2 separate regions of the Homo sapiens genome follow, and region 2 is linked to region 1. A link is a loop called in an ENCODE intact Hi-C map of the cell type or tissue named here. Cell type or tissue: ovary. All regions are shown on one strand. Each heading gives the region's core, and the rest is flanking DNA. Links, peaks and the distances in the headings are about the cores only. Region 1 holds the start of LOC105374106 (a long non-coding RNA gene). Region 2 overlaps LOC107986023 (a long non-coding RNA gene).

Region 1 (15,883 bases), core at 2,788-10,787:
CTTGGATGTCTTCTTTCAAAAAATGCCTGATTGCCCAATATTATTCTAGTTGACCTCTTCTCCCTTGCCTCCTGCTGTCTAACTGGTCTGCTTTCTTCCAATTTGTCCTCCTTCCAGTTCCATTCTAAACAGCTGATTGACATTTCTAAAACACAAATATGGTTGTGTCCCTTCTCCTCTTCTATGGTTCCTCATTGTTTATAAGATAATGTTCAGGTGCCTGTGGAAGGCACATGGGCCTTTACAATTAGACCCCTGCTTTGGTCCTCTGGGGCTTTACTGGCTGCCACTTCCCTGCATATGCCTTTCGTGGCCTTTATGCCCCGCAGTTTATTCCAGATCTCTGTACCATTGCTTACCCTCACCTGACTGTCTATATTTCCTCCACAGTGTCCACGTGGGCTATATCTACTCATCTTTTACTACTCAGCTCAAGTTTCACCTCTCCTTAGAGTTTTTTTCTATGCCCCCAGGTAGTTTTAAATTTTCACAGCCTCCTTGGTGCTCCTGAATCTTAAGACAAATTCTGCCATAGTGCCTGCTACCTTTCATTGCGCCTACCTGTAAAGAATTAAATGAGTTATCTCTCTTCGCAGGTGCCAGGCTGATCTTGGTACATTTTCAAGTTCAGTGTTATATCCAAAGCACACAGACCAATTTTTTGGTTTTCCCCTCCAAGTAGGGCTATAAGACATATATGCCAGGGAATAGAATAAGCTGGAGCAAAATTATAATTTCATTGTAGCTGCTCTTTATACCTGCCAACTCTTTTCTTTTTCTTCACCTTTACCTTTCTTTACTCCTGGATTCCAAGAACTACTGTGAGTAAAATTGTTACTGCCACCGCATAGTTCTTCCAAGAAGGCAAAGGTTAATATTCATGGTAAAAAATAAAGCCAAATATAAGACTGGGGGCTAGCGATAATTGCTTGGGTAAAAATTTGTTGGCCCTCAATGCCTTAACATACTGGTAAAAGAAAAATTAAGACTAGTGGTATTCTGAGTGTTAAGCTACAATGATAATTTAGAGATAATTAGCATAAAGCATGAAGGACTCTTTCACCTATAGCCGTAATGACCAATGTAATAACTGCTAGCCACATTGGCTATTTACATTTAAATGTAAATAATTCAAAATTAAATAACATTAAAATTTCAGTTCCTTGATTGCACTAGCCACATTTCAAATGCTCAACAGCCACATGGGAGTGGTGGCTACTGTATTGGACAGCACAGATTTTCCGTTATTTTAAACATTTCATCGTTATAGAAAGTGCTACTCTAGAAGTCTAATTTAGGAAGAGCAGTCCCTGTTTGATTGTCTCTCAGACCCAAAGCAAGGGTGGAGGTTCTAAAGATGACAGAGTGTCCCTAGGAAAAGTGATGGATATATTTGAATGAATTCTTGGTTTGTCAGTTCAGAATCAGTTGTAACGGCAGAGGTTGGTGCCGGCTGATAACTAACCCGAGTCTATTTGTTGGCTCTAGAGAGTACAGCAAAGAGTTCACCATTGGAGTGTTTTTCTGTTGACAACAACAGGTTTTTGAATAAGTATTTCTCTTACTTCTCCTGGGCCTGTACTGCTTGTTATCTTATATCCTCCAGAGTAGGGGTCATGCAGTGAGCAAATTCAAATATGACTACTCAAAGCATAGGACTATTTCCATGATCAATTTCTTACCGTACTAAGAGCATATCTCATCCCTGTGGGTACAGTACATCTGGTCACCTCTCCTAGAAAACTAGTCTGTGCCGATTATACTATTGGGAGGTTAGCAGATAGTTTCACAGAAACAAAGCATGAATTTTAAGGCTTGTGTTTTTGAAGATAGTATCCTCTTTATTTAAGGGTACATGGAAGGCCTAGGAGGAACTGTGGGGAGGATGGCAGCATTCTGTGCTTCAGGGCCAACCTGGATCAGAAATACTTCTGTGTGATACAAAGGATACCCAAGGAAATCTGTTCTCCCTAGAAGTTGAGGTGGGGAGGGTTATATACCTGGGAAAATCATTGCCTCATGTAAAATTCAGGGAGTCTCAGATCTTGCTTTGTTGTAATGTGTTGATTTCCAATGCTGTTTTTAATTGTTCAGGAACATCATGTTTTTCCTTTAATAGATGTCTTAATTTCTCAGGCAAGAGCCAGGGTACTATAAATAATAAATAAGCTAGATTTCCTTAGGTCATTAGAAGACTGGAGACAAGGGATTGGGATGGTTTGCAAAAGGAGGGAAAGCAGTATAATACACAAGTGAGGAGTGCTCAGTATCAGAAAGATTTATTAATATTCATTCACTTATTCCCTCATGTGTACATTATCTGTGGCATGTCTTCCAGGTACTGTGCAAAGTCATAGCTATAACTATGTTGCACATTTCACATATGTTATATGACACTTTATAACATACTTGTGATATAGAAGTTTTTTAAAAATATTGCTTTTATAGCTGAGGAAATTGAGGCTCTGAGGGGTTAAATTACTTGCTTAAGGTCACAGAACTAGTTGGTGGTGAGGCTGAGATTCATTCCCAGGTCTGTGACTCCAAACCATTGCTCTTTTTCTGTCATGCTCATGCAGGAAATTCAGCTCTGTATTTATTTTGTTGCAGGTCCTTGTTCCATGGATCCAATGGAAGGCGAGTGTCAGGATCACACCCTGAAGTGGCATTACAACAAGGAGGAACGGGTTTGCCAGCAGTTCTGGTGTGGCAGCTGTGGCGGCAATGCCAACCGGTTTGAAACCAAGGAAGAATGTGAGGCTTGGTGTGTCCCAATACAGTAACAGTACAAGCAGAGCCCTGTTACTGTTAAAGGCAGAGCTTTTAATGCTGATGAAATGGAGATTACCAGGGCTGAGGCAGGACCTCACAGCTCAGAAGTGACAGCCCATTCCAACACCTTGGACATCAGATTCCTAAACGTCTGAATGTTTTCACGCCAACAAGGACTTGGGCCAGATGATTTGTGACTTGAGGACTGAATTCTAATAGTTAAAAAAGTAACTGAAAGATATTTAAATGAATTAGAACGGAATGAAAAATAAACTTGAACTTATAATATTATTTTAAAATTTGGGGGTGCTATGTAGCAAAATAAAAATCAGTGTAAGCAGTGAGAAAAACCTAATTCAGAAATGAATCGAAACTTGGTTTGTTTTTTTCACCACCAGAGAATAGGGAAATATTAGTCAAAGAGAGGGCATGGAAGAAGGGACATCTAATGTGAACGAACTTCATACTTACTACTTAATGTAGATAAATAAAGGCATTCTTTATTAAATCATTTGGCATGAGACTGTGTGTGATCCTTGCTCACTGCAATCTGTGCTATACTTTGTGACATTGTGGTTGATGAAGAGACAGCCGTGATTTTTCCATGAGACCAACCCTTTGGCACCCATTATAGTGGCCTCTGTCCTTCAAAACATGGTGACTCAACAATTAAGGCTGACATTATTAATGAAAAGTGAAATGAAAGCTTTACGTTCACCATGGATGAAACATTTTGCAGCAAAGATATTAAGGAAAATCGTGTTTTTTGTGAGATTTTCCTCTGCCTCATGGCTTGATTCTCTGGGCCTCTAACCATGGGCCTGGCTTCCAGACAGAATTGGGAACTGTGTGGAGGAGATCTGTGGGGGCACTGAGGATGCACGGCTTGGGGTCTTTGTAAGATCATGCATTAGTCAGCTGGGGCTGACATAGCAAAATACCACGGGCTTAAACCACAGAAATTTATTTCTGACAGTTCTGGAGGCTAGAAGTTCAAGATCGCAGCACAGAGGGCACTCTTCCTGGCTTGCAAATGACTACCTTCCCGTTGGGTCCTCACATGCCTTTCCTCAGTGCATGCTCATAAAGACAGCAAGAGAGAAAAGACCCAAGCTCTCTGGTGCCTTTTTTTTTTTTTTTTTTTATTTTCATTTGAGACGGGCCTCACTATACCAATATTGCCTTGGCTAGCCTCAATGTCTTAGGCTTAAATGATCTTCCTGCCTCAGTCTCCTGAGTAGCTAGGACTATAGGCATGAGCCACTGCACCTGCCTCTGGTGTCTCTTCTTATAAGCACACCACTCTTATTGGACTAGGGACCATTCGTATGACCTCATTTAACTTTAATTACCTCCTAAGGCCCTAAATACAACTATAGCCACATTAGGCGACCATATGAATTCTGGGGAAACACAAACATTCAGTCCATAACTGATCACAAGCAGCTGGTTTTCCCCCAGGGACACAGGATGGAGTTGCTCTCTGGTAAGTTCCTGGTTCTGTAAGTGTGACTGCTATAATCTGTGTGTTTCTCCACACAGTCTGGTGACATAGCAGGTGGGATGGAATCAGCTTTATACAAAATGTTCAAAGAAGCACATTTTAAATTCTATTTTTATAACAATCATTTTAATATGATCACAAAAGGATGACTGTGTTCATGGTAGCAAATCTATAAGACACAGAAATGCACATGGAAAAAATAAAGATCACCTATAATCTTTTCTCCCAAAGGTAACCGTTTTGATATAATCCAGGCTTTTTCTAATGAATGAATATACTATCTTCTTTTTCTTCCTTAACACAGTACAAGCAACTGATTTTTTGACGGGAATTAAATGGCAGATGCTCCATCCTGCCACAGAGCTGCTCATCATATGAATGGGTATATGCATTTCTCTGTTTTAGGCATAACTTCAGCTGCCTGAGCATAAAATGGCCAAAGTGATCTATCCTGAGGATGGTATTTGATTTGAACTGTGATTTATTTTCTATTTCTTATTCCCATTCTTCCCTTCCTATGTCCAGGAGTTGGGAACACCAAGGCAAAGTTTCAATAATAAGAAGATCATTGGGAAGAAACATTCAAGTGTGTTGATTGTCCCCACTTGTTAACTTAAGAAAAAACATAATTTATAAATTTAGAAGAGAAGAGGCTTTAATTCTTATAAAAGGTTACAGCCTGCAAGGTGGTTGTCCCACAGGCTGGGAAGCCTGCCTCTAGCCAAGACCAGAGACAGGCGTTTGGAAGGAGGAGGGGTTGGGGTAGGAGTTTTATGCTGAAAAGGTTGGCTAAACATACATGTTCAACAAGTTACAGGAGGAGCTGAGTATTCAAGAAAGTGGTCCTGACACAGGCATGTTAGATAAACATACATGTAACTTATGACCGATGTTCATTTTGAAATGAATAGATGAAATGTATTATACCTAGCCCCTATGTCAAAAGATCTTTTCAGGACATGAAGGTACACAGGTGTGCAGTCTCTGTAAACCAGCAAGAACCAGTCCATGGCTGGTGGTCTTCTCATCAGGAGAAAGTTACTGAATTCAGCCTCTTGTCCAGTCAAAGCTGTTTCTGGTCGGTGGAACAGGGGTTCAGTGAATCAGCATCTGTGAGCTGGATGAGTTGTAATTGTTTTAATACTGTTTATCTGGAGGCCAGTGCTTGTTTAGCTGCTGGAGAAAAAGAGAAACCTTGTGGCAGTTAGAACATAGTTGATTCTTTAAGTGCAGGAGTGTGTGACTTAACCCTTTGCCTGGTATGGTCTTAGGTCCTGTTTATAATTTGGTATCTTATTGCCATGAAAAGTCTCCTCTGTCAGTCTTATGATCCCTATTTTAACATTAATGCTGGTCAGTTGTGTCTAAACTCTAAAAGGAGGAGGTATAACCAGGCATGTCTGACTTTCCATCCCGTCATGGCTGGGAATACAGTTTTAAGGTATTTCTGGGGTTCCCTTTGCCAAGAGAGAGTCCATTCAGCCCGTAGGAGCTTAGGATTTTAAAGTTTACACATCCTTGGAACATTCATGAGATCCAACTGCAGTTCTCCCTGTGTTTACTAGGTGGCGGTATAACCCTTTCACGGAGGTCCTCTGACTCTCAACATAAACCTTACACTCCATAAATTCCGAGGTAGCAACAATATAGCCAAGGGCAGAAACAACTGTCTATTGTTTCAATATTCATACCCACTCTTACTGTATACACAGTTTATAAAGCACTTTCCCATGTTATGTCATGTATTTGCCCAGCCCCACCACTAAATCTGGGATGTTGGCATTGTTCATCCCCTTTTTGGGATAAACTATCTTACAGAAGTGATGTGGCTTGGCTCAGACCCGTAACAGAAACTGGCCTTGAACTCCTTTTTATCCCGAGACCAGGGCTCCTTGAGCTATACTGCATTTGTTCCAAACCGTTAGCTGCCACCAAAGAATTCTGAAAGTCAGAGCCACAGGGGTGGGAGGATGGGCTTGATTTCTGCCTCAGATTCCCTGCTCTTCCATCTGCTGCCCCCACCCCCACCCCCACCCCACCCCACCCTACCCCACCCCACCCCTGTGGTTCTGGCCTGGGTGGAAGTAGGAGTGGACTGAAAGAGAAGTTGAACTGCAGTGCAGGTCAGTTGTGATGGCAGCCTCGGCCAACCCCACAGGGATCTCTGGACCTAAGTGGGCTTGTGTGAGTTACCCCAGTGTGGGCTAACTTGGCTGGGTCTGTATCCCCTGCCTCCATCACCCAGAAGGGCATACCTGTGGACGTGGCAGCTCTGAAACTGTGGCAGGCTCTAAAGTCGACCAGCTGAAGCCTTTCTGCTCACAGCACTCCTAGCAGGTGGGGCAACAAGTTCTTCCTTGAAGCAGGAACTGCAGAGCACAAACCACACTCATCATAGTTCCTTTACCTGGAATGTCTTTTTGCATTGTTTTCAAATTTCCCTAGCTTCCAAAATCCAACAGGACACAACGAAAATCATTTGTGCAAGTTCTCAGAGATCTAGCCTTTGCATTCATCTCTAGCCTCACCTATGGTGGCGGTTGTTCTGACCCTCCAACTTTTCATTTGAGCAATACCATTTCCTGGAAACGCCATATTCCATTCACCTATGCTGTTGCCCTTGGTGATACTTTTGTGGGAAATGCCTTTATTTAATTTATTTACAAATATTTAATAGGCATCTATTATGTACCATATCCATTATCTGTGCCAAAACCCAGCTCAGCTCTCATTGCCTCTCAGGAAAACATCTCCCATTGCCCCCTTTCAAGAAAGAATTAATCAGTAGCTCCTATAGGCTGCCTTGTATACCCTTATCTTTTTGCCCTTTTCCCTCCATTTTACACCATTTGCCAATTAGTCTCCTTATTAGGCCATGAGCCTCTTCATCTTGGAATCCCCTCCCCAGGACAGGGCCTGACACTTCTCCCTTTAGTTCTGATATTTAAACTCCCTGCCAGTTTTCAGACTGTTAGAAATGCCCCACAGCCACCCCAACAGTTGGTTGCCTTCTATATCTCTTGCTCTAGAACAACTTTTTGCTTAGTAATTCTGCATTTATTTTTGTTCTGCATTTGTTTCAGACACCAGGGCATCTGCCTCCATCAGTCAATTGTAAAAAGGTTCATGTGTTTTTAAATTCCTCCTTGGATCTGTTATTTCATTAATTATAACCTTGCACTGCTTTGGGGATATTAATTTATCTGATGAAAGAATTGAGACCCAGAAAGTTCAAGTGGCATCAAATCTTACACCATGATTCAATTGGTAGCCTAAAATTAGAATTAAAATGTGTTTTGAACTGATTTGGCATCTGCTTGGTTCGCTCTGCAAAGTTTAAGGGTTTTAATCATTACGTGAATTGACTGCTTTGCACTTTTAAACATGTAGTGGATTTCACTGATCCTAGAAAAGTGGAGGGTTTGCGATTGGTAGGCTCAGAACTTGGTTCCCAGCCATGTATCAAAATGTATAAATGCATACAGGGATTTTCCCCAAGCTCTCCTGAGTGGAGATCATGCTGACTGTGTACTATTTATGGTTCTTCCTTTAATTTCTGACCTCTTGTGATCTCATGGTGGATTCTTCGTTTAACTTTTGAATAATCTCAAAGGTATATTTGTAATACAGCTGGAGAGTCAATGTTGGGATTACGGTGTTATGGGAAATACCAAGACTGGGGCATGTGAATTCAGCATCTGGTTCCCTCCGCAGCTTTCCTGGTGACTTCATAGAAGATACTCTATTTTTCTGGGCTTTGGTCTTTTCTGTCTGAGGAGACTGGAGAGGAGAGAAACATTACTTGCCCCTTTATCGTCTCTCTAAGTTCTGCAAACAAAAGCATTCCTTCTTTAGCTAATCTCTTAGGAAGCTAAAAGATGCAAGCCCAGCAGAGGACAGGAGAACCACCCAGCTGAACCCAACCCAAACTTATGACCCACAGAATACTGAGCTAAATAAATGGCTGTTGTTTTAAAACACTAAGTTTTGGGGTAATTATTAATTTCAAAAAGTTGTGACTGGGCTTGCTCATGTGTCTAGTCAGCTACCAGTCTGTTGGTCAGTTGGCTGGCCTAGGATCAATTCCTAATGATAAAAAAAAATAAAAATTGTATATATGTATTCATGTAATAATATAGCCTCAAAATACTTAAAACACCAATGAAATTAGATTAGAAAAAGCATTTAGAAGCAGAATAATTGGAAAGGAAGACATAATATAGTTTCTATTCATACACAATATGAATACATATCTAGAAAAGTAAAACATTCTAAGAGAACAGCAATGTTACAGAAAGAGTCTTCTCCATCAGCCTAGAGCCTGCGGTGATCATTCAACAGCTGACCATGATGGACACAAAATATGATTGAGAAAGAAACCTTTGTTTTTGTAATCCACCAAAATTAGGGGGTTGTTACTGAAGCATTTCCAGGCCTGTCCCCAGAGATACAGGTATAGAGAAATGGGAACTCTCAAACATGGCTTTTGGAAGCAAATATTATAAAATGTTTTGGCGTTTTCTAGTAAAATTAAAAATTTAAATACTATGAACCAGCAATTTTACTTGTAAGCATATTCCCTGAAAACTCATTTGCTTGATGACCAAGATAAAACCACATTCATGAATAATGTTCACAGCAGCATTTTTAAAAAAAAAACCCAAGTTGTAAACAACCCACGTGTTCATTAAGAGTGAAATATGTAGGCTGGGTGTGGTGGCTCATGCCTGTAATCCCAGCACTTTGGGAGGCCAAGGTGGGCAGATCACTTGTGGTCAGGAGTTTGGACCAGCCTTGACAATATGGTGAAACCCCATCTCTACTAAAAATACAAAACTTAGCCGGGCATGTTGGCGGGTGCCTGTAATCCCTGCTACTTGGGAGGCTGAGGCAAGAGAATCACTTGAACCTGGGAGGTGGAGGTTGCAGTGTGCTGAGATTGTGCACTGCATTCTAGCCTGGGTGACAGAGTGAGACCTTGTCTCAAAAAATGGAAAAAAAAAAAAAGAGTGAAATGTGTGAATATGCTGTAGTACATTAAAATAAGGTGTACAACAATGAAAATGAATGAATGAAATTGAATTAAGATTAAGCCACATTGACTAAATCTTAAAAGCATATATTTGAGAAAGACACAGAAGTATGCATACAGTAGGATTTCATTTATCTAAGCTCCAAAATAAGGCAAAATTAAAATTATATTGTTATCCTTTATGTGGTAAAACTAGAAAAAAAAATCCAAATATGTGGTCACAGTTGAAGTGAGGACAGAAACATGGTAGACGCCGTGATGTGTTGCCTACATCCCGCTTCAGGAATGAAGAATTTGTTCTTCAGCTGCTGTGAGTGCTGCTGGAAGGTGACTCTCAGAGGTCAGCCCTCATTGAGGATTTCCTCAGAGGAAGAGAAATTTACCTTCCATGGGCAGATGCATCCAGTGACTGGTCAACACTGAGTTATAAAATCCCAGCCCAACAACTTGGGATAACTCTGCAGGCCATCCCACAGCTGCTTATGGGGTTGACTGAGGCCTTCCACTGGACTGTACCACAGCCCAACTTCTCTCGCTGCCTAATTTTGCTCTTTTCTTCATTCCACAGGTGTTGATTTTAAAGACACTCCCATATAAATGTCCTACATGCTCGTCTCTGTTTCAGAGACTGTTTTCTGGGGACTCCAGTCTGTAATCCTCTTGTGGAGGGAGGTGGCTAGGACCAGGAAGGAAAACACGAATGATAAGAATGTTCTATTCTTCTGTCGAAGTTGTATTTTCACAGGAGTTCACTTTGTATGTATTAATCAACGTGTATATTTATATTTTATGCTGTTGATTTATGTTTCATGCATCATAGTAATCCAGAAATTCCTCAGAAACACAAATCCAGGACAAGTGAGCTGATGTCACCCTCGTATTACCCCTGATTCAGGAAAATAAAACATATTCTTTTAAGATATGTGTCAGCCTGAGTGAATCTCCTTTTTTTGGAAGGGGCAGGGGGCTCTTCATTATGCATCTATGAGTGGACACATTTTAAAAGCATATTTTTTCATTATTCAGAATGTAGCAATTTTGTCAGAATTCCTTCTGTCAGGAAAAGAAAATTCCAGACTGGTTCCTGGTCTTGCCTTCTTAATCATTTTCCTCAGGGAAAACTGAAAAGTGCTCTCAGAATGTTGGTCTCATTTTAATCCCGTGGTCCTTTGGACATAATTTTGTTTTGATTCAAAACTGTACAGGGGCTTAAAGAGAAACTTATAAGTGTAGATGTAAGAAGTGATATATAGCTATTCTGTCAATATATATTTACTAAGCACCTACTATGTGCTAAGAACTCTTCTAGTAGCTCAGGAAATGGCAGTGAAGAGTAACAGTAATAAAAAAAAACAAACCCTGCCCTCATGGAGTTTACATATTAAGAGCACAGCTGGGGATCTTAGAGATAGTACCACAGTAAATAAGTAAATTATCCAGTGTGTTATAAGGTGAAAGCACTATGAAATAAAAATGAAAGTTTAGCAAGGTAAGGGTACCTGGAGTGCCAGCGGGGAGGTTTGGGCAAGTATTAAGAAGATGGCCAGGGCTTGCCAATGAGGGGCTGACACTTGAGCAAAGATTTGAAGGAGGCAAAGGAAAAGCTTGTCCTTGAAAGGCTATGTAGATATCAGGGACAAGGTCATTCCAAGCAGAGGCAACAGCTAACACAAAGAAAGGCTGTGGCCAGGCATGGTGGCTCACGCCTGTAAACCCAGCACTTTAGGAGGTCGAGGTGGGCAGATCACGAGGTCAGGAGTTCGAGACCAGCCTGGCCAACATGGTGAAACCCTGTCTCTACTAAAAGTACAAAAGTTAGCTGGCCATAGTGGTGGGCACCTGTAATCCCAGCTACCCAGGAGGCTGAGACAGGAGAATTGCTTGAACCTGGGAGGCAGATGTTGCAGTGAGCCAAGAATGTATCATTGCACTCCAGCCTGGGCAACAAGAGTGAGAGTCCATCTCAAAAAAAAAAAAAAAAAAAAAAAAGAAAAAGAAAAAAGCTGCAAGGTGGAAATGTACCTGGTTTGTTTGAGGAACAGCAATGATGATGCCAGTATGCATGAAGCGGTATGAAAAAGTGAGTCAAAGAAATGAAGTTAAAGAGGAATTGAGGAGGAGAATCATATTGCATATGGCCTTATAAAGGATTATGTTTAAGTTATCTATTGCTATGTAACAAATTATTCCAAACTTTATGGCTTAACTCAATGAAAACACTTTGTTCACTAATCTGTGATTTGGGCACAGCTCAGTGGGAAAGTATATCTCTACTTTCCTCAGCATCCGTGAGTATAGCTTGAAGGCTGGGGCTGGTATCATCCCTAAGGCTTCCTCACATGTCTGGTGGTTGATGTTGGTTGGGACTTCAGCTGGGGCTGTGGCCAGACCACCTATATGTAAACTTTCCATGTGGTCTGGGTTTCCTCACAATATGGTAGTTGAATTCCATGAGCCTCTAGAGAGAGACAGAGCCAGCTTTTGAAGTCATGCCCCGTCACTTCCATCCCATTCTAGTCATTAGAAATGAGTCACTGGTCGCTGAGGCTGGTCCCTAAGCAAGGTGAGGGAGATTCAGCTCTACCTTGAAGTGTGAGGAGTATCCCAAAGTTTGCAGATATGTTTTAAAACTACATTTTAAAAAGTTCTCCAGATTTTATTTTGAGTAAAGTCCATTGCAGGGTTTTGATAGAGGAGTGAGATCATTTGATTCATGTTTTAAAAGTATTACTCTGCTGTAGTGTTGTCAATAGAATATAGGCCTGCAAAGGTGGCAGTGGGGAGATGAATTAAGATGCAAGGGATAATGATGGCTTGGATATCATGGGTAAGAAATGGTGATATTTTAGATATATTTTGAACTTAGAGCCAATATTGACAGATTGAATGTGGGATATGAAAGAAAAACAAGAGTCAACGATGCCAGAAAGGCTTTTAGCACAATCAGCTTAAAGGATGAAGATGCTGTCAACTGAAATGTGGGACAGTCGTGAGTGGAGCAGGTTTGACGAGTTGTTAAAGACCAAGAGATCAGCTTTGGAAATGTTGAGCTTGAGACAGCAATTGGACATGCGGCTGGGGATGTTGAGTAAGCAGCTGGATATGTGAGTCTGGAACTTAGAAAAAGGCTGGGGCTGGAAATATGTATTTTAAAGTCATTAGACTATAGATACTATTTAAAGTTCTGAGATTGGATAAGATTCCCAAGTGAACGAATGCAGAGAGAAAAGAGAAGAGGACAGAGGACTGATTCCTGGAGCACTCTAGCATTTAGAGGAGAAGCCAGGGAAAAGAGGAGAAACCAGGGAAAGAGACCAAGACAAAGGGACCAGAGCACTAGGAGGAAAATCAAGATATTGTGATGTCCTTCCTGGAAGCGCCGAGAGAAGAAAGTGCACTGAGGAGGAAGAAGTCTTGGCAAGCCTGTTTTTATTATAGTTCTTTTATTATGAGTATTGTAATCAACTTTTTAGCTTTGGGGGGTGTTATTTTGGCTTCTTTTTCTATAAACTTTATATTTATATCTTTTAAGTCAAATTTTCTACTGAGTTGGTTATCTTTTTCTTACTGATTTTAGGATCTCTTTGCAAATAAAGAAAATTATCTGTCGTATGTGCTACTGATATTTTTTACAGTTTGTCATTAGTATTTAGACATGGTTTAACATATGTGTATATTATATAAAATATATACTGTAGTACTCTATATACATATAGTACTCTGTCTCTCTGTCTATATATATATATCTTTAAAGTAATAAAATTACATGAATTATATTTGCAACTATCACTTGCCTTAACAGCAAGAGCGCCCTCCGATCCACATTCTATTCCAGGAATCTTCAAAGTTGGCTGTGGGAGGAGGATCTTTCGGCTGATGGGATGGCTGACAAACAGAACAAACTCTGTTTCTCGGGCTTTGTCTTCCTTTCTTACTGACTCTTTTACTCACTGCCACCACCTTGTCTCCTTGGGTTTTAACCATCCCAACCCTACTCCACTATAAAGTTTAGAAAGCTGAAAGCTGAATTTCCCAGACTCCCTTGTAGCTACGGGGGCCTTGTGACTGAGTTATGGCTAATGAAAAGCAGGTGGGAGACTGCTGGTGCTGTATTTCCATTTTCTTGCCTGTTTTTTAACCTACAATATAGACACGAGCCTGGAGATCCAGGAAGCTTCACTAAGGATGGCAGAAAGATGGAAAGAGTCTAGAGTCTTGAGGGCATAGACTTTCAATCTACCTGCCTTGGTCTGCCTGTCCCAGACTTCTTGTCATGTAAGACAAATTACTTGTTTGGGCCATTGTTTATCAAGTTTTCTGGAAACAGCAACCCAACAGTACCCTAACTGATACGTAGGCATTCAAAGCTCCTCCTTTAAATCCCTTGCTCAATTGTAGAAAGGCCCTTCCTCCCCTGTGCTTTAGTCAAGATTCTTTTGGAAGTGACAGAAGTGAAACTCAAAACAGTTAGGGCAATAAAAATTTGTTGGCTCGTGCATCCTTCTTAGGAAATGTATACAGTTGTGCTTCTGGAACGAGAAACTCAAATACTGACTAAACTCTATATTTCTATGTTTAATTCTCTTTCTCTCTGTGGGTCAGTTTCAGTTTTTCAGCCCAGATGTTTCTAGGAGTCTTGAACCACCATCGTGACAGTTCCTTGGCCACTTCTACCCAGCTAAGCCACCAGAAAATAAGGATCAGAGGGCTGGGGACTTTCTCACTCTCAGGTCCCCTCCACCTGGTGGATGACATCCAAAATCTGCCACTAAGAAATCTCTTCTTTGACACTTTGAACAATCAAAATTAGAGTCTCCCCTGGATGCTACCTTGGTAATCCCCTCTCAGTCCTGATTTTCTGTCAGAAAGACTTCCACTCTTCAGTTACACCTATAAGAGTGTAGCTTTTATCTTCAAATATTATGAGCACATGTTAGAAATATATAAGTATTCCTACAAATGTAACTATATATTTAGGTATGAGGAAAAGAGAAGAGGAGGTTATTTTCTCATGGGTGTCACCCCCACCGCCCCTGTTCCAAATTATGTGAGAATGTACCTTTAAAAGGAAAACCACAAAACTCAAACCAATTGTCATAAATTAATTAAAGTTCAAGAGAACTCGCAAGAGTTATGTAAGTCATAATGTGATTGGATTCAGGTTAGGGAAAGAATGGTTGAATTTCAAGAACTTCTCGGATTTCTCCATCTTTCCTACATACAGAATGATGGCAAAGAAGGAAAACAGAAAGGAATGTTACACTACAAATCACCATAACTTATGAAATAAATACATTTATGCAAAAGGAGATGGTAGAGGCCTTCCAGTTAAGTATTGCAGAATCAAGATAAGCCAACTTCATTCTCCCTTCTGAAACAACAAAAAGAGCAGAGACCACATGAGAAGAAAATCTCAACCCACAATCAATGAAGAATAGCTGCCAAATGCAGTGAAATTTAGACCATTCTCTTTTAAATTGCAATTGTTTATCCTCTACCACTCCTGATTCCTCCTTTCTGCACTTCTCCCCAATATATTTATCAATTTTTATAATTTATGGTATTATTTTTTATAGTCTCTCCCCCTCTCCTTGCTCCCAACAAGGCAAATTCAGCAAGGGCAGAGATATTTTTTCTTTTGTTTATTGATGCATTTTGAAGGCTTAGAACAGTACCTGCAATGTGGTGTTCACTCAACACATATTTTTTGAATAAATGAAGTTACTTCTTCAGACTCCACCACTGCATAGAATTCTCCATGTGTAGGTGGTTAATGAGGGTACAAACAACCTCTGATCTTGGAACAGATGGCTTACTGGAATATCCCTGAGCCTCACTTAATATTAAAAAGCAGTAAGAAAGTTCAGATGTAAAGAGTAGCAGAGATGCCATCTCATGAGAGTCAAGCTGTGGTAGGGTAGAGGAGAAATGTTGTGGGGCAAGGTCATTTGAAGAGGATTAAGCACAAAGTCACTACATGAAGAATCTGGGATATTGGCCTCATGGAGTCCCATGTCTAACTCCAAAAGACAGAGCTTCAGAGTAGAAAGTTGGTGGGAGAATATTTTGAGGCAATAGATCTAGACCCTATTTGCCAGCTGGGCCAGGTCACCTAGACTGATGTCTGTTACCATACACTATTCTTCAGCAAGCAGCTGACCAAGAAAAACTAGCTCCCATTAAAATATAAACAATAATTTAAAAATCCAGCCAGAAACTATGATAAAAATATTAAAAGATAAAAATGAAGAAACTCACTATAACAAGAACACCAAAGTAATTATGTTACAAAGCATAAGAAAATATTGAACACTTTCCTTGAATTAAAATAAGATACATTAAAAGAAATATGTCTCTTTGCACCAAGAGCTCAAAGAATACAGACAAGTGTACGAATAAAATAATAACAAAAAAATTCTAGAAAGGGATTTTTAAAATGAGCTGGAAGAGCCAGGAGAAAAAAAATTAGAGGAGAGACTGAAGCCATTATATAAAAGATAGCCACGCTAGAAATATCAATAAAAGGAGAAAAGGTAGTACCAAAAATACAGTTAGGAATATTGAGGATAGGTTTC
Region 2 (15,883 bases), core at 4,778-12,777, 610 kb after region 1:
CCTCTTCAATATACTGATTTGCTTTTCTTTGGATAGGTACCCGGTAGTGCTGAATCACATGATAGTTCTATTTTTAGTTTTTTGAGGAACCTCCATACTGTTTTCCATAACGGCTGTACAAATTTACAATCACACTAATACTGTATGAGTTTCCCTTCTTCTGTATCCTCACTGGCATTTGTTAGTTTTTGTCTTTTTGACAATAGTCATTCTAACAAGTGTGAGGTGATATCTCATCGTGGTTTTGATTTGCATTTCTCTGATGATTAGTGATGTCGAGTGTTTTTTTTTTTTATGTACTTGTTGGCCATTTGCTTTGAGAAGTGTCTTTAGATCATTTGCCCATTTTTAAATCAAAATATTTGAGTTTTTTTTGGAGTTATTTTTTGAGCTGTTGGTTTTTTTCAGTTCCTTGTATATCCTGGATATTTTGTCAGGTAAATAGTTTGCAAATATTTATTTCCATTCTACAGGTTGTCTCTTCATTTTGTTGATGATACTCTTTGTTGTGCAGAGGCTTTTAGTTTGATATAGTACCACTTGTCTATTTTTATTTTTGTTCCCTGTACTCTTGAAGTCTTACCCATAAAATTTTTTCCTAGACCAATGTCCAGAAGCATTTTCCCTGTTTTCTTCTAGTAGTTTTAGGGCTTTGTGTCTTACATTTAATTATTTAATCCATATTGGGTTCATTTTTATATATGCTGAGAGTTAGGGGTCTAATTTAATTCTTCTTTAATATGAATATCCAGTTTTCCCAACACCATTTATTGAAAAGGATGTTCTTTCACTAGTGTATGTTCTTGTCTTCTTTTCTGAAAATTAGTTGGCTGTAAATAGTTGGATTCATTTCTAGGTCCTCTATTCTGTTCTATTTGTCCTTGTTTCTGTTTTTATCTTGCTGTTTTGGTCACTAAAATTTTGTAGTGTATTTTGAAGCCAGATACAGTGATGCATCCAGGTTTGTTCTTTTTGCTTAGGATTGCTTTGGTTCCTCAGGATCTTTTGTGTTTCCACATGAATTTTAAGACTGTTTTTTCTATTTCTATGAAGAATGTCGTTGGTATTTTAATTGGAAATGCATTGAATCTGTAGCTTGAGTAATATGGTCATTTTAACAATACTAATTCTTTCAATTCATGAGCATAGGATGTCTTTCCATTGTTTTTGTGTCCTCTACTATTTGTTTCATCAGCATTTTATAGTTTTCATTGTAGAGGTCTTTCACCTCCTTGGTTAAATTTATTACTAGGGGTTTTTTGTAGCTAGTATAAATGGAATTGCTTTCTTGATTTCTTTTTATTGTTGTTGTTATTGGCATACAGAAATGCTACTGATTTTTGTATGTTGATTTTGTTTCCTACAAGTTTACTGAATTTGTTTATTCGTTCTAAAAGTACTTTGGTGGAGTATTTAGGTTTTTCTGTATATAAGATCATGTTATCTGCAAACAGGGACAATTTGACTTCCTGTTTTTGAATTTGGATGCTGTTTATTTATTTCTCTTGCCTAATCTATTTTGTCTGATATAAGTATAGCTACTCCTATATACTTTTGGTTTTCATTTGTGTGGAATACATTTTTCCATTCCTTCACTCACAGTCTTTGTCTGTTTTTAAAGGTGACAAGAGTTTCTTGTAGGCAGCATAAAGTTGGGTTTTGTTTTTGCTTATTCATTCAGCCAGTCTTTATCTTTCAATTGGGGGGATTTAAAATGTTTAAAAGAAACTACCATCAGAGTGAACAGGCAACCTACAGAATGGGAGAAAATTTTTACAATCTACCCATCTGACAAAGGGCTAATATCCAGAATCTACCAAGGACTTAAACAAATTTACAAGAAAAAATCAAACAACCCCATCAAAGAGTGGGCAAAGGATATGAACAGACACTTCTCAAAAGAAGACATTTATGCAGCCGACAGACCCATGAAAAAATGCTCATCATCACTGGACATCAGAGAAATGCAAATCAAAACCACAATGAGATACCATCTCACACCAGTTAGAACGGGATCATTAAAAAGTTAGGAAACAACAGGTGCTGGAGAGGATGTGGAGAAACAGGAACACTTTTACACTGTTGGTGGGACTGTAAACTAGTTCAACCATTGTGGAAGTCAGTGTGGCGATTCCTCAGGGATCTAGAACTAGAAATATCATTTGACCTAGCCATCCCATTACTGGGTATATATCCAAAGGATTATAAATCATGCTGCTGTAAAGACACATGCACGTGTATGTTTATTGCGGCACTATTCACAATAGCAAAGACTTGGAACCAACCCAAATGTCCAACAGTGATAGACTGGATTAAGAAAATGTGGCACATATACACCATGGAATATTATGTAGCCATAAAAAAGGATGAGCTCATGTCCTTTGTAGGGACATGGATGAAGCTGGACACCATCATTCTGAGCAAACTATCACAAGGACACAAAACCAAACACTGCATGTTCTCACTCATGGGTGGGAATTGAACAATGAGAACACTTGGACACAGAGTGGGGAACATCACACACTGGGGCCTGTCGTGGGGTGGGGGGAGGGGGGAGGGATAGCATTAGGAGATATACTTAATGTAAATGACGAGTTAATGGGTGCAGCACACCAAGATGGCACATGTATACATATGTAACAAACCTGCAGGTTTTGCACATGTACCCTAGAACTTAAAGTATAATAAAAAAATCATAAAATGTTTAGCCCTAAGGTTGCTATTAATAAATGAGAATTTACTTCTGTCATTTTGTTAATTGTTTTCGGAATGTTTTGTGTACCCTTTGTTTCTTTTTGTTTTTCTTTGCAGTTTAATGATTTTCTGTAGTGATAATGTTTAGTTCCTTTTTCTGTCTTATTTTTGTATCTGTTCTACCAGTGAATTTTACACTATTGTGTGTTTTCTTGATGGTAAATATGACATTGTCCTTTAGCTTCCAAATGTGGGACTTTCTTAAGCATTTTTTGGAGGGGTATTGATGAGTTTCCTGTTTTTGGTTTCTGGAAAATACTTTATTTCTCCTTCATTTCTGAAAGTTAGCTTTGCTGGGTATAGTATTCTTGCCTGACAATTTCTTTCTTTCAGCACTTTGAATATATTATCCCATTCTCTCCTGGCCTATAAGGTTTCTGCTGAGAAATATGCTATTATTCTGATGGGGATTCCTTTAGATATGACTTGATGCTTATCTCTTGCTGTTTTCAGAATTCTTTCTTCAACTTTTGGCAATGTAACTATAATGCATTTCAAATAGAACCTTTTTGTGTTGAATTTATTTGGAGATCTTTGAGCTTCCAGTATCTGGATGTCTATATCACTCCTAAAATTTGGGAATTTTTCAGCTATTATTTTATTAAATTACATTTCTTTCTGTTGGGACCATTCAACATACACTTTCTAGCTATTTGAAACTATATAAGTATTGTTTATTTCATACATTGGGTTCTTCAGTTTTAATATATATATATTTTTTGACAGAGTCTCACTCTGTTGCCCAGGCTGGATGCAATGGCACAATCTTGGCTTACTGCTACCTCTGCCTCCTGGGTCCCAGTTCAAGCAATTCTCCTTCCTCAGCCTCCTGAGTAGCTGGGATTACAGGCACATGCCACCATGCACAGCTAATTTTTGTATTTTTATTTTTTAATAGAGGCAGCGTTTCTCCATGTTGGCCAGGCTAGTCTTGAACTCCTGACCTCGTGATCCACCTGCCTCAGCCTCCCAAAGTGCTGGGATTACAGGTGTGAATCACCATGCCTGGCTGATATTTCTGTTTTTTTCTCTTTTTTTAATGAAATGTACCTCTGTTGAATTTTTCATTCAGATCCTGAATTGTTTTCTTGATTTTATTGTATTGTTTATCTGTATTTGTTTGCATTTCACTGAGTTTTCTGAAGATAATTATTTTGAATTTCTTTTCAAGCATTTCATGCATTTCCTTTTTTGGTATTCTGCTACTGAAGAATTACCGTTGTTTTTTGGTGCTGTTATATTTCCTTGCTTTTTCATGTTATTTTGTTTCTCTATGTTAATATCTGTGCATCTGGTGTAACCGTTGTTTTCTTCCAATTTTATACAGTATCTTTCATAGAAAAAGACTTTTTCCTATAGATGTATTCATAATGTAAGTTGGGTAGAGTGCTTTGGCTTTCATTCTGGGTGGGTGCGATAGTACAGTCTCTGTATAATTTCTTTGGCTGTCATCAACATCAGTGGTGTCTGCAAGTTCCTCAGTGGCTTAGATTGCAGTTGTCTGTGGGAAAGCTGTGCTGGATGGGGATGCCAGGTGAGATGATCCTTGGGCCCCTGGGCAGCACATGGGTGCATGATGACCTCATCGCTGGAATGGGCTGGGTTGCTGGCAGAAGTGATAGTGAACCCTCATGTGGTCTGGTCCTTTAACCCCTATTTGGTGTGGTGGTGGCAGCAGGTACCTAGGAGGAGTGCAAAGGTGTTCATGGTGGCTGGGAATGGATGTTTGAGGATTACTTATGACATTCATTAAAAGATATACTATAATTATCATTTGGAAAATTACAGAGTTCCCTTTACTCACCTCAAAGGGCCTGGTGTCATTTTTAGTTTGTAAGCCTCCTGTTAAATATTCTACACTGGGACACTGCTCATTTAAAATACCAATATTTCTAGTAGTTGATGTAGTAGTTTTGCAGAAAATAGTTTTGCATTCAGATGTTTGAATTGGGAGCTTGATTGGGTCAGTTCAAGCCCCAAATTTTCACCTCAGCTTACCTGTTCCCACTCATAGGAAGTTTTACCCCTCCAAATCCTCATTTTTCCAATTCGCCTAAATATTGGACATTTAGAACTATTAAAAACTTAAAATATGATACAGGCTACAAAAGCATTACCTTCTATAATCAAGGAAGAAAAATAAGGTTGTCCAAAGGCATACTGTAAATGCTTCTAATCCAATTTTCCACCTGATCTTTGATTGTAGCAATAAATTTTCTAAGCTAAAGGATTAACAATTTGCTTGTGTTGCAAAAACTCTTTCCTGCCAATTTGTAATTACCCTTCTCTATCATTTATCTCATAAACTATATTGCCAAATTGTAATTTCCCCTTTTTCATTATCTATTTCAAAAACCATCTCATTGATATGGGTTCTGTATCTCCCATAGTATGCTCAGTGGGACTAGTGGTCTGTTTGGATGATTGTCCTGGGCTAAACTGCAGGATCCTCATAAAGCCTTGGGGCTGTTTATCTCACTCTCCAATTTATTATCATAATGGCATTTTGTGCCTTTTTCCTCATTTATTTGCACAATAGGAAGCACAGTGGAGAGAGATGATTTCTGCAGGGGGCCTGGAAGGACAGGGGACAAGTTCAGACACAGAAGAAAGCTTTGCAGAAAATATCTGACTTCCAGCAGTTACTGGGATAGAAAACTTTTAAGTGCAAAATGTACTATTTTGGAGGTATGAGGAAATGCTACCTTTCCCAAAGCACTCCCACATCCCAGTGTGCAGCAGGATAAAGAGAGACTGAAAATGTTTCTGATATGAAATTGATACAGCATTTAAATGGAGGGAGGAGGCCTAGGCTATTAATGCAAACACAGCTAGAGGCCTGCAGATATGACACAGAATTTTTCCCACAGTTTTAATTTAAAACAACCAACCCGTCAGCAAAGCTTTCAAAGTTGGTGGAAGATATTGGCCAGTGGCAATTTAACTTACTCACCTATTTTAAGACCTCCTTTTCTTTTTCTTCTTCTTCTTCTCCTCCTCCTCCTCCTCCCCCTCCCCCTTCCCCTCCTTTGTCTCTCTCTCATCCAGGCTGGAGCGCAGTGGTGTGAACATGGCTCACCACAGCCTTGTCCTCCTGGGCTCAAGCAGTCCTCCCACCTCAGCCTCCCAAGTTGCTGGGACCACAGGTGCACACCACCATGCCCAGCTAGTTTTTAAGTTTTTTGTAGAGATGACGTTTCTCCATGTTTTCCATGTTATTACTTCTATTTCTTTGAGGAAAGTCATTGGCATTTTGGTAGAGATTGCATTCAATCAGTAGATTGCTTTGGGTAGCATGGACATTTAAAAATATTAATTCTTGCATTCCATGAATATAGAATATGTTTACATTGTTTTGCATCCTCTTCAATTGCTTTCATCAGTGTTTTACAGTTTTCATCATAGAGATGTTTCACTTCTTTGGTTAAGTTAATTTCTAGGGATTTAATTTTATTTGTGGCTATTACATGTGGGATTATTTTTACCTCTTTTTCATATTGTACTCTGTTGGCATATAGAAATGCTACTGATTTTTGTATGTTGATTTTGTGTCCTGCAACTTTATTGACTTTATTTACCAGTTCTAATAGTTTTTGGTGGAGTCTTTAGGTTTTTCCAATATATAGTCATATCATCTGCAAATAAAAATAATGAAACTTCTTCTTTTACAATTTAGATGTTAAAGAACATTTCTCTTGCCTAATTGCTCTAGTTAGGACTTCCAGTACTATGTTGAATAATAGTGGTGAAAAAGTGGGCATCCTTTTCATGTTCCAGTCTTAAAATAATGACTCTAAGTTTTTCCCCATTCAGGGTAATACTAGCTGTGTGTCTGTCATATACTTTTTTCTTTCTTCTTTTTTTTTTTTTCTCACTCTGTTGCCCAGGCTGGAATGCAGTGGCGCGACCTTGGATCACTACAACCTCCACCTCCTGGGTTGAAGTGATTCTCTTGCCTCTTGTAATCCCAAGTAACTGGGATTACAGGCATGCACCACCACACCTGGCTAATTTTTTATATTTTTAGTAGAGATGAGGTTTCACCATGTTGGCCAGGCTGATCTCAAACTCCTGACCTCAAGTGATCTGCTTGTCTTGGCATCCCAAAGTGCTGGGATTACAGACGTGAGCCACCATGCCCAGCACAACTTTTATTATGTTGAGATATGTTCCTTCTCTACCTAGTTTTTAAAGGGTTTTAATCATGAACAGATGTTAAATTTTATCAAGTGGTTTTTCAGCATCAATTGAAGTGATCATATGGTTTTTGTCCTTCATTCTGTTGCTATGACATATCACATTAATTGATTTGCATGTGTTGAACCATCCTTGCATCCCAAGGATAAGCTCACTTGGTCATGATGAATGATGTCTTTAATGTATTGTTGAATTTGGTTTGCTAGTATTTCATTGAGGATTTTTGCATTAATATTTATCAGAGACACCAGCCTGTAGATTTTTTTTTGATGTGTCTTTGTTCTTTGTATCAGGGTAACACTTGCCTCGTAGAATGAGTTTGGAAGTATTCCCTCCTCCTCTATTTTTTGTAATAGTTTGAGTAGCATTGGTATTAGTTCACCTTTAAATGTTTGGTAGAATTCAGCAGTGAAGCCATCAGGTCCCAAGCTTTTCTTTGCTGGAAGACTTTTTATTATGGCTTCAATCTTGTTACTTGTTACTGTTCAGGCTTTGGATTTCTTCATGGTTCAATCTTGGTAGGTTGTTATGTGTCTAGGAATTTACCCATTTCTTCTAAATTTTCCAATTTATTAGCATATGGTTGATGATACTAGCCACTAATGATCCTTTGAATTTCTGTAGTATCAGTTGCAATGTTTCTATTTTCATCTCTGATTTTATTTATTTGGGTCTTTTCCTTTTTTTTCTTTGTTAGTCTGGCTAATGGTTTGTCAGTTTTGTTCATCTTTTCAAAAGACTAACTTTTTGTTTCATTGACATTTTTATTGTTTTCTTCATTTCAAACTTATTTCTGCTCTGATCTTTATTACTTCTTTTTTCCTACTAATTTTGAGTTTGATGTGCTATTGCTTTTCTAATTTTTTTAAAGATGTATCATTAGGATATTTATTTGAAGTCTTTCTTCTCCTTCTTTTTTTTTTTTCTCCACAGAGTTTTGCTCTGTCACCTAGGCTGGAGTGCAGCCTAGCTCACTGCAACATCTGCCTCCCAGGCTCATGCAATTCTTCTGCCTCAGCCTCCCAAATAGCTGGGATTGTAGGCACCTGCCACGACGCCCAGCTAACTTTTGTCTCTTTAGTAGAGACAGGGTTTCGCCATGTTGTCCAGGCTGGTCTCAAACTCCTGACCTAACCTCAAGTGATCTGCCCACCCTGGCCTCCCAAAGTGCCGGGATCACTCATGTGAGCTGCCGCACCCAACCCTCTTTCTTCTTTCTGATGTAGGTACTTAGAGCTTAAACTTCCCTCTTAGTAGTTATAGCTATAAACTTCCCTCTTTCAATGTATCTGATATGTTTTGGTATGTTGTGTTTCCATTAGCATTTGTTTCAAGAAATTTTTCAATTTCTTTCTTAATTTCTTTTCTTTCTTTCTTTCTTTTTCTTTTCTTCTTTTTTTTTTTTTTTTGATAGAGTCTTTCTCTGTCACCCAGGCTGGACTGCAGTGGTGTCATCTCATCTCACTGCAACCTCCGCCTCTCGGGTTCAAGTAATTCTCCCACCTCAGCCTCCCGAGTAGCTGGATTACAGGCTCTGGCCACCATGCCTGGCTAATTTTTGTACTTTTAGTAGAGAGGGGGTTTCACGACATTGGCCAGGCTGGTCTCCAACTCCTGACCTCAGGTGATCTGCCCACCTCGGCCTCCCAAAGTGCTGAGATTACAGGCGTGAGCCACTGTGCCCGTTCTCCTTCTTAATTTCTTCATTGACCCACTGGTCATTCAGGAGCATATTGTTGAATTTCCACGTATCTGTATAGTTTTCAAAATTCCTCGTTATTAATTTCTAGTTTTATTCCATTGTGGTCAGAGAAGATGCTTGATATTATTTCATTTTTGGGGAACGTTTAAGACTTCTTTTGTGACCTAACATATGGTCTGTCCCTGAGACTACTCCATGTGTTGAGTAGAAGAATGTGTAATCTGCAGCCATTGGATGAAATGTTCTGTAAATATCTATTAGGTCCACTTGGTCTACAGTGCAGATTAAATTTGATGTTTGTTGATTTTCTGTCTAGGAGGTCTGTCCAATGCTGAAAATGGAGTGTTTAAGTCCCCAGCTATTTTGTATTGAGGTCTATCTCTCTCTTTAGCTCTAATAAAATTAGCTTTATATATCTGGGTGCTCCAGTGTTAGGTACATACATATTTATAATTGTTATATCCTCTTGCTGAATTGACCTCTTTATCATTATATGATGACCTTCTTTGTCTCTTCTTATAGTTTTTGTCAAGAAAACTATTTTGTCTGATATAAGCATAGCTACTCCTGCTCTTTTTTGGCTTCCATTGGCTTGGAATATCTTTTTCCATCCTTTTATTTTCAGCCTATGTGTATCTTAATAGGTGAAGTGTGTTTCTTTTCTTTCTTTTCTTTCTTTTTTTTTTTTTTTTTTTTAAGACGGAGTCTTGCTCTTGTCGCCCAGGCTGGAGTACAATGGCGCGATTTTGGCTCATTGCAACCTCCGCCTCCTGGGTTCAAGCGATTCTCCTGCCTCAGCCTCTGGAGTAGCTGGGATTACAGGCACCTGCGACAACGCCCAGCTAATTTTTGTATTTTTAGTAGAGACGGGGTTTCACCATGTTGGCCAGGCTGGTCTCAAACTTCTGACCTCAGGTGATCCACCCGCCTCTGCCTCCCAAAGTGCTGGGATTACAGGCAGGAGCCACCACGCACAGCCGGTGAAGTGTGTTTCTTATAGGTGATAGATCACTGGGTCTTGTTTTTTAATCTATTCAGCCACTCTGTGTCTTTTGGTTGGACAGTTTAGTCCATTTGCACTTAATGTTATTATTGATAAGTAGAGACTTTCTCTTACTATTTTGTTATGTGTTTTCTAGTTGTTTTGTGGTCTTCTCTTCCTTCTTTCCTTCCTTCTGTCTTCCTCTTAGTGAAGGTGATTTTCTCTGGTGGTATGATTTAATTTCTTGCTTCTTATAGTTTTCGTGTCTATTGTACGTTTTTCAAGATGAGGCTTGCAAATACTATCTTATAACCCATTATTTTAAACTTAAGACAACTTAAAACTGATTGCATAAACAAAAACACATTAAAAAAAAGAAAACTAATAGAAACTCTACACTTTAACTTTGTCCCCCTGCTTTTTAACGTCTTGTTTCTCTTTGTTTCATTGTACTATGTCTTGAAAAGTTGTCGTTATCATTTTTGGTTGGTTCACCATTTAGACTTTCTACTTGAGTACTCTACATGCCACAATTACAGTTTGTTTTTGCAATCAGTTATAATATTCTCTGATTTTCTATGTGCTTACTATTACCAGCGAGTTTGTACATATATATGTATTTTAATTTTTATATTAGATTTGGGGGTACACGTGAAGGTTTGTTACATAGATAAACACGTCATGAGGGTTTGTTGTAAATATTCATATAGATGATTTCTTATTGCTCATTAACATCTTTGTCTTTCAGGTTGAAGAACTCTGTTTAACATTTATTTTAGGACAAATCTAGCATTGATGAAATCCCTCAGCTTTTGTTTGTCTGGGAAGGTCTTTGTTCTTCATGCTTGAAGGATATTTTCACCAGATATACTATTCTACAATAAATTTTATTTTTTTCCTTTAGCACTTTAAATATGTCACACCACTCTCTCGGCCTGTAAGATTGCCACTGAAAAGTCTGCTGCCAGACATTTGGGAGCTCCATTTTATTTTATTTGTTTCCTTTCTCTTGCTGCTTTTAGGATCCTTTCTTTACCCTTGACTTTTGGGAGTCTGATATATTAAATACCTTGGGGGTAGTCTTTGGGTTAAATCTGCTTGGTGTTCTACAGTCTTTTAGTACTTGAGTGTTGATATCTTTCTCCAGGCTTAGGAAGTTTTCTGGTATCATCCCTTTGAATAAACTTTCCATCCCCATCTTTTTCTCTACGTCCTCTTTAAAGCCAATAATTTAAGAGTTATTGCCCTTTTAAGGCTATTTTCTAGATCTTATAGCCATGCTTCATTCTTTTTTATCCTTATTTCTTTTGTCTTCTCTGACCATGTATTTTCAAATAGCCTTTCTACATGTTCACTATTTATTTTTTCTGCTTGATCAATTCTGCTATTAAGAGACTCTGATGCATTCTTTAGTATTCCAGTTGCATTTTTCAACTCTAGAAGTTTTGCTTCTTTTTAACTATTTCAATTTGTTTGTTAAATTTATCTGATAAAATTCTGAATTTCTTTTCTGTTATCTTGAATTTCTTTGAGTTTTCTAAAAAGAGCTATTTTGAATTCTCTGTCTGAAAGGTCACATATCTCTGTTTCTCCTGGATTGATCCCTGGTGTCTTATTTAGTTCATTTAGTGAGGTCATGTTTTCCTGGATGGTCTTGATGTTTATTGGTGTCTAAGCATTGAAATGTTAGGTATTTATTGTAGTCTTCACAGTCTGGACTTGTTTGTGCCCATCCTCCTTGGGAAGGTTTTTCAGGTATTTGAAAGAACTAGGGTATTGTGGTCTAAGCCATAGCTGCGTGAGGGGGCACCTCAAGCCTAGTAAGGTTGTGGTTCTTGTAGACTTGTAGAGGTACTGCCTTGGTGGTCTTGGATAAAACCCTGAAGAATTCTCTGTATTATGAGGCAGAGACTCTTGTTCTTTACCCTTACTTTTTCCCAAACAAATGAAGTCTCTCTGTGCTGAGCTGCCTAGGGCTGCAGGTAGAGTGACATACTACCCCCCTGGCCCTCACTACTGGGACTGTGCTGGGTCAGACCTGAAGCCAGCACAGCACTAGGTCTTGCCCATGGCTTTCTGTAACCACTACCTGGGTACCACCCATGTTCACTCAAGTCCCTAGGGCTCTACCATTAGCAGGTGGTGAAGCCAGCCAGGTTGGTGTCTTTCCCTTCAGGGCAGTGAGTTCCCCACAGCCCCGGGTGGGTCCAGAGATGGTGTATGGGAGCTAGGGACTGCAGTCAAAAATCCTTGTATGTCTACCTGACGTTTTATTCTACTGTAGCTAAGCTGGCACTTAAACCACAATACAAAGTCCTTCCTGCTCTTCCCTCCCCTTTCCACAGGCAGAGGAGCCTCTCCCTGTGGCAACCACTATCACTGGGCCATGGGTGGTTTTCTACACCACCATTGGTATTCACTTAAAGTTCAAAGGATCTTCAGTCAGCTTGTGGTGAATGCTGCCAGGCTTGGACATACCCTTCAGGGCACTGGGCTTCCCTCTGGCCCAGGGAAGGTCATGAAATGCCATCCAAGAGGTTAGGCCTGGGATTGGGGACTTCACGAGCCCACTTGTTGGTCTAACCCACTCTGACTGAGCTGGTATCTAAAGTGCAAAACTAAGTCCTCTTTACTTTCCCCTCTGCTTTTCTCTAGCAAGAGGAGTCTCTCACCATAGCCACCACAGCTGGCAATGTTCTGGGTCTCACTTGAAGACACGTCTCAGAGTCTCACCCAAGGCCCATGCCATGATGCACTACCTGGGTATTGCGGCTGATTATTTAGTACCCAAAGGCTCTTTATTCACAGGTGATGAATCCTGCCAGGTGTGGATCCTTCCCTTCGAGGCAGCGGTTTACCTTTTGGCCCATGGTGTGTCTAGACGTGTCATCTATGAGTTAGGGTCTAGCATGGGGGCCTCATGACTGCCCAGTGCCATATCCTACTGTGACTGAGCTGGTATGCAAGATGCAAAACAAAGTCTTCTTTGCTCTCCTCTTCATACGCAGAGGAGTCACTTTTGTTGCTTCAAGCTGTGCTGCCTGGGGTTGGGGGAAGGATGGCACAAGCACTCCCTTAGATTCCCTGGCTAGTGTCTCCCCAGGTCATGTACCACCCTAGTCCAGTGGCTCTAAGCCCATCCCAGCCCAGCACTAGAAGTTGCCTAAGAACTGCAATCCCTGTGTCCTAGACAGACTTTCAAGTTTACCTAGAACCCCAGAGCACTTTGGCCTATGGTGGTGAGGCTTGCCAAAAAACTCAAGTTCTGACAATTGGGATGGTCCATTCCCCTCTGGCTAGGTCTGGTCCAAATGTTCCCTTCATGCATGAGTGCTGGCTGAGCCCAGCATGGCTTTGCTCTCCACTGTGACATGGCAGCACTGAGTTCAATAGAAAGACCACTAGCCACTGCACTCTCCCTCCCCCAAGTGCATATACTCTCTGTGTAGCAGGGCTGCTGCTAGGTTATGGGGAAGGGGTGGTGTCTGTGATTCAAGACTGTCTCTCCTACTCTCTTCAATGATTCTTTCAGTGATATGAATATAAAACCAGGTACTCCGATTGCTCTGATTTTTGGTTCTTGTGATGGTATGCAGTTAGTTGTTAAACTTTCCAGTATGCAGATATTTGTTAAAATGTGTTGTTCCTGTCGGGGGTTATCAATGGTACAGGCTTCTATTCCGCCATCTTGCTCTGCTCTCCAAAACACTTCGAATATTAAACACTGAAATAAATGTGAGTTATACATACATTTAAGAAAGATTAATAAAACAAATAAGGTAATTATTTACCCAATTATTCCAGTTCCGGGTTGTAGGTGGCTGGAGCCTATCCAGCGGCTCAGCACTCAAGGGAGGAATCAACCCTGGACAGGATGCCATTCTATTGCAGGGTACACATGTACACACACTCACTCACACTGGGACAATTTAGACACGCCAATTAACCTAACATGCACAACTTTGGGATATGAGAGGAAACCAGAATACCTGGAGAAAACCCATGTAGACACAGGGAGAATGTGCAAACTCAATACAGTGGCCCTACCAGTAATTGATGTTTTTTTCTCATCATTTAATGAAATGATGTTGAACAAAATGACCTTATTCGAGGACCTAGTGTACAATGCTTTTTGTCAGGCATTAATATTCATGCCATCAAAATCAAAAGCACAGGCTCAGCTAAAATTTCTCAAATGCATGGAAACAAGCACCTCAACACTGTTATCTTTTAATTTCAAATGGTTACCTGGGCTCAAAATCTGGGTGTGCAATTTTATCTGCTCTGGGCAGTGCTCAATATCGAGCATTTCTTACAACAATTAGGACTTATTCCCATTCAGATAATGTTGTCCTAGTTAACCCCTTTGTGGTTTTTGGAGATGTAGGTTTATTCTTTAAACTTTTTTTTTTTTTTTTTTTTTTTTTGAGACAGTTTCTTGCTCTGTCCCCCAGGCTGGAGTGCAGTGGCATGATTACAGCTCACTGCAGCTTTGACCTCCTGGGCTTAAGCAATCTTCCCACCCCAGCTGCCTGAGTATCAGGGACCACAGGTGTGTGCCACTGCACCCAGCTAATGCTTTTATTTTCTGTAAAGACAGGATCTCACTATGTGGTCAAGCCTGGTCTTGAACTCCTGGGCTCACACAATTTTCCTGCCTCAGCCTCCCAAAATGTTGGGATTACAGGTGTGAGATGCACCAGAAACCCTTAAACTTCTTAAAAATCCCTTAAGTCCTCTTGGTTTTACAGGAAAGTAGGAGCTTGGATTTTAGTTTGATCATAGGAAACAAGTAGATTGTTATTCATTCAACAAAAAATATTTATGATAAACATTTTTCAGGCTATCCATTTATTTAATAGGTCTTTATTACATATTTACTGCTGTCAAATGTTTTGGGGCCAGAGGTGAATTATGCTAGTTTGGAAACTAGGTGGAATATTATCATTTAAATGGATACCTTTGTATCTCAAAACAAATCCTGTAGTTTATATAATTTGGAATATTGTATGTCTGTTTTCCATGGAAATGATGAAGTTCATTGGTCATGGTACTCTTGGGTCATGGGACTCACACTCACTTTGCTCTTACCTCTTTCTTATTTTCACATGCATCCCATCGACACTCATGTCTAATCCAGAAGACTGGTAGTATATAAGATCCCAAATATTACCACTGGCTCAGAATCTGAGCCAATGAATGGAGAGACTATGTCATACTTGAAATAAACTTCTTTAACAATAAAAATTAAGAGTATAAGTTCTCTCATTTCATCTCAGTTTCATCAAATATTTCATGTTTAAAATGCTAGCAAGTGTGAAAGAGGCTATGGAATTTTGTGAGTGATAAAATATTTGTAGAGTACTTGGGGATCTGGATCTGGGTGCTATTAAAACCAACCAAACACAAGTAGCTCATATGAGTCCTTCAATTTTTATTCTTGCTTCCAACTTTTAATCTTCCAGCACTGCCAAAACATGGAACTAGGCAGATTTATAGCAATTCTGGTAGATGTTTGTTAGGAACTGATTTCGTACAACACTCTTGGCAATAAAACTATAGTTTTCTAAACTTGACATTTAGCATGTCCTTTATCTTATAAGAAGAAAAATACTTCTGTTGTTCTGTTGGAGTAGGTTAGCTTATAAAAATAAAGTGATGCATCTTTATATGTTTTTAACGTGTCCAACTTTGCCAGGCATGGTGGTTCATGCCTCTAATCCCAAGCACATTGGTAGGCCGAGGCAAGAGGATCTCTTGAGCCTAGGAGTTCAAGACTGCAGTGTGCTATGATGGCATCATTGCACTCCAGCCTCAGCGACAGAGACTCTGTCTCTTAAGTTAGTAAGTAAATAAATAAAATGTTCAACTTAAAATAAAATTACAATTTCTTTTCTAGCAGCTAGGTGAAATTTCTTAACTATTAACCTCTGGTACTTTAAACAACATTAAAACAGCCTTTAAAAGAAGACATTAATTAATTGAGGAAAGATTTTAAAATAATTTTTTCCAAGTTTTAATTTTTAAATCCCTAAAGAACCACATATTCTTGTACCATCCAGGTTTATAAAAATGCAGCTATCAAATTTGATATTAAAAACAAGATACCGCACACCCTTTGTGGAATAAAGCACAGTATAAAGAAAATTAGAATGTCATGACCATTCTTCTTCAATCTTTCCCATTTGTAATATTTCCCCCAAGCGGAAAAGCCTGACAAATTTCCCTTTCTTGCACGTGACCACTTT

The links. Peaks named below come from ENCODE experiments on the same cell type or tissue, not always from the same donor. Only the 100,000 strongest peaks of a DNase experiment are listed, where the experiment ranks them.
Region 2: a loop joins it to region 1, with 3 times the contacts of the local background. A loop is called at or near these places in 16 of 110 quality-filtered maps.

The regions. Positions count from the first base shown.
Region 1 is chr3:130,270,524-130,286,406 of GRCh38, forward strand. LOC105374106 (a long non-coding RNA gene) reads right to left here and starts at 6,180. Exons shown (of 2, transcript XR_924479.3): 1 at 6,093-6,180; 2 at 4,910-5,452. It also overlaps the pseudogene COL6A4P2. In ovary, for the core only: a CTCF peak has its summit at 5,844; no DNase peak of the experiment used is centred there; H3K27ac peaks cover 994 bases.
Region 2 is chr3:130,875,602-130,891,484 of GRCh38, forward strand. All of the region lies in intron 1 of LOC107986023 (a long non-coding RNA gene), which reads right to left. It also overlaps a transcript of ATP2C1 not described here. Among named protein-coding and RNA genes, the nearest start is that of ATP2C1, 11 kb to the right of the region's middle. In ovary, for the core only: no CTCF peak of the experiment used is centred there; no DNase peak of the experiment used is centred there.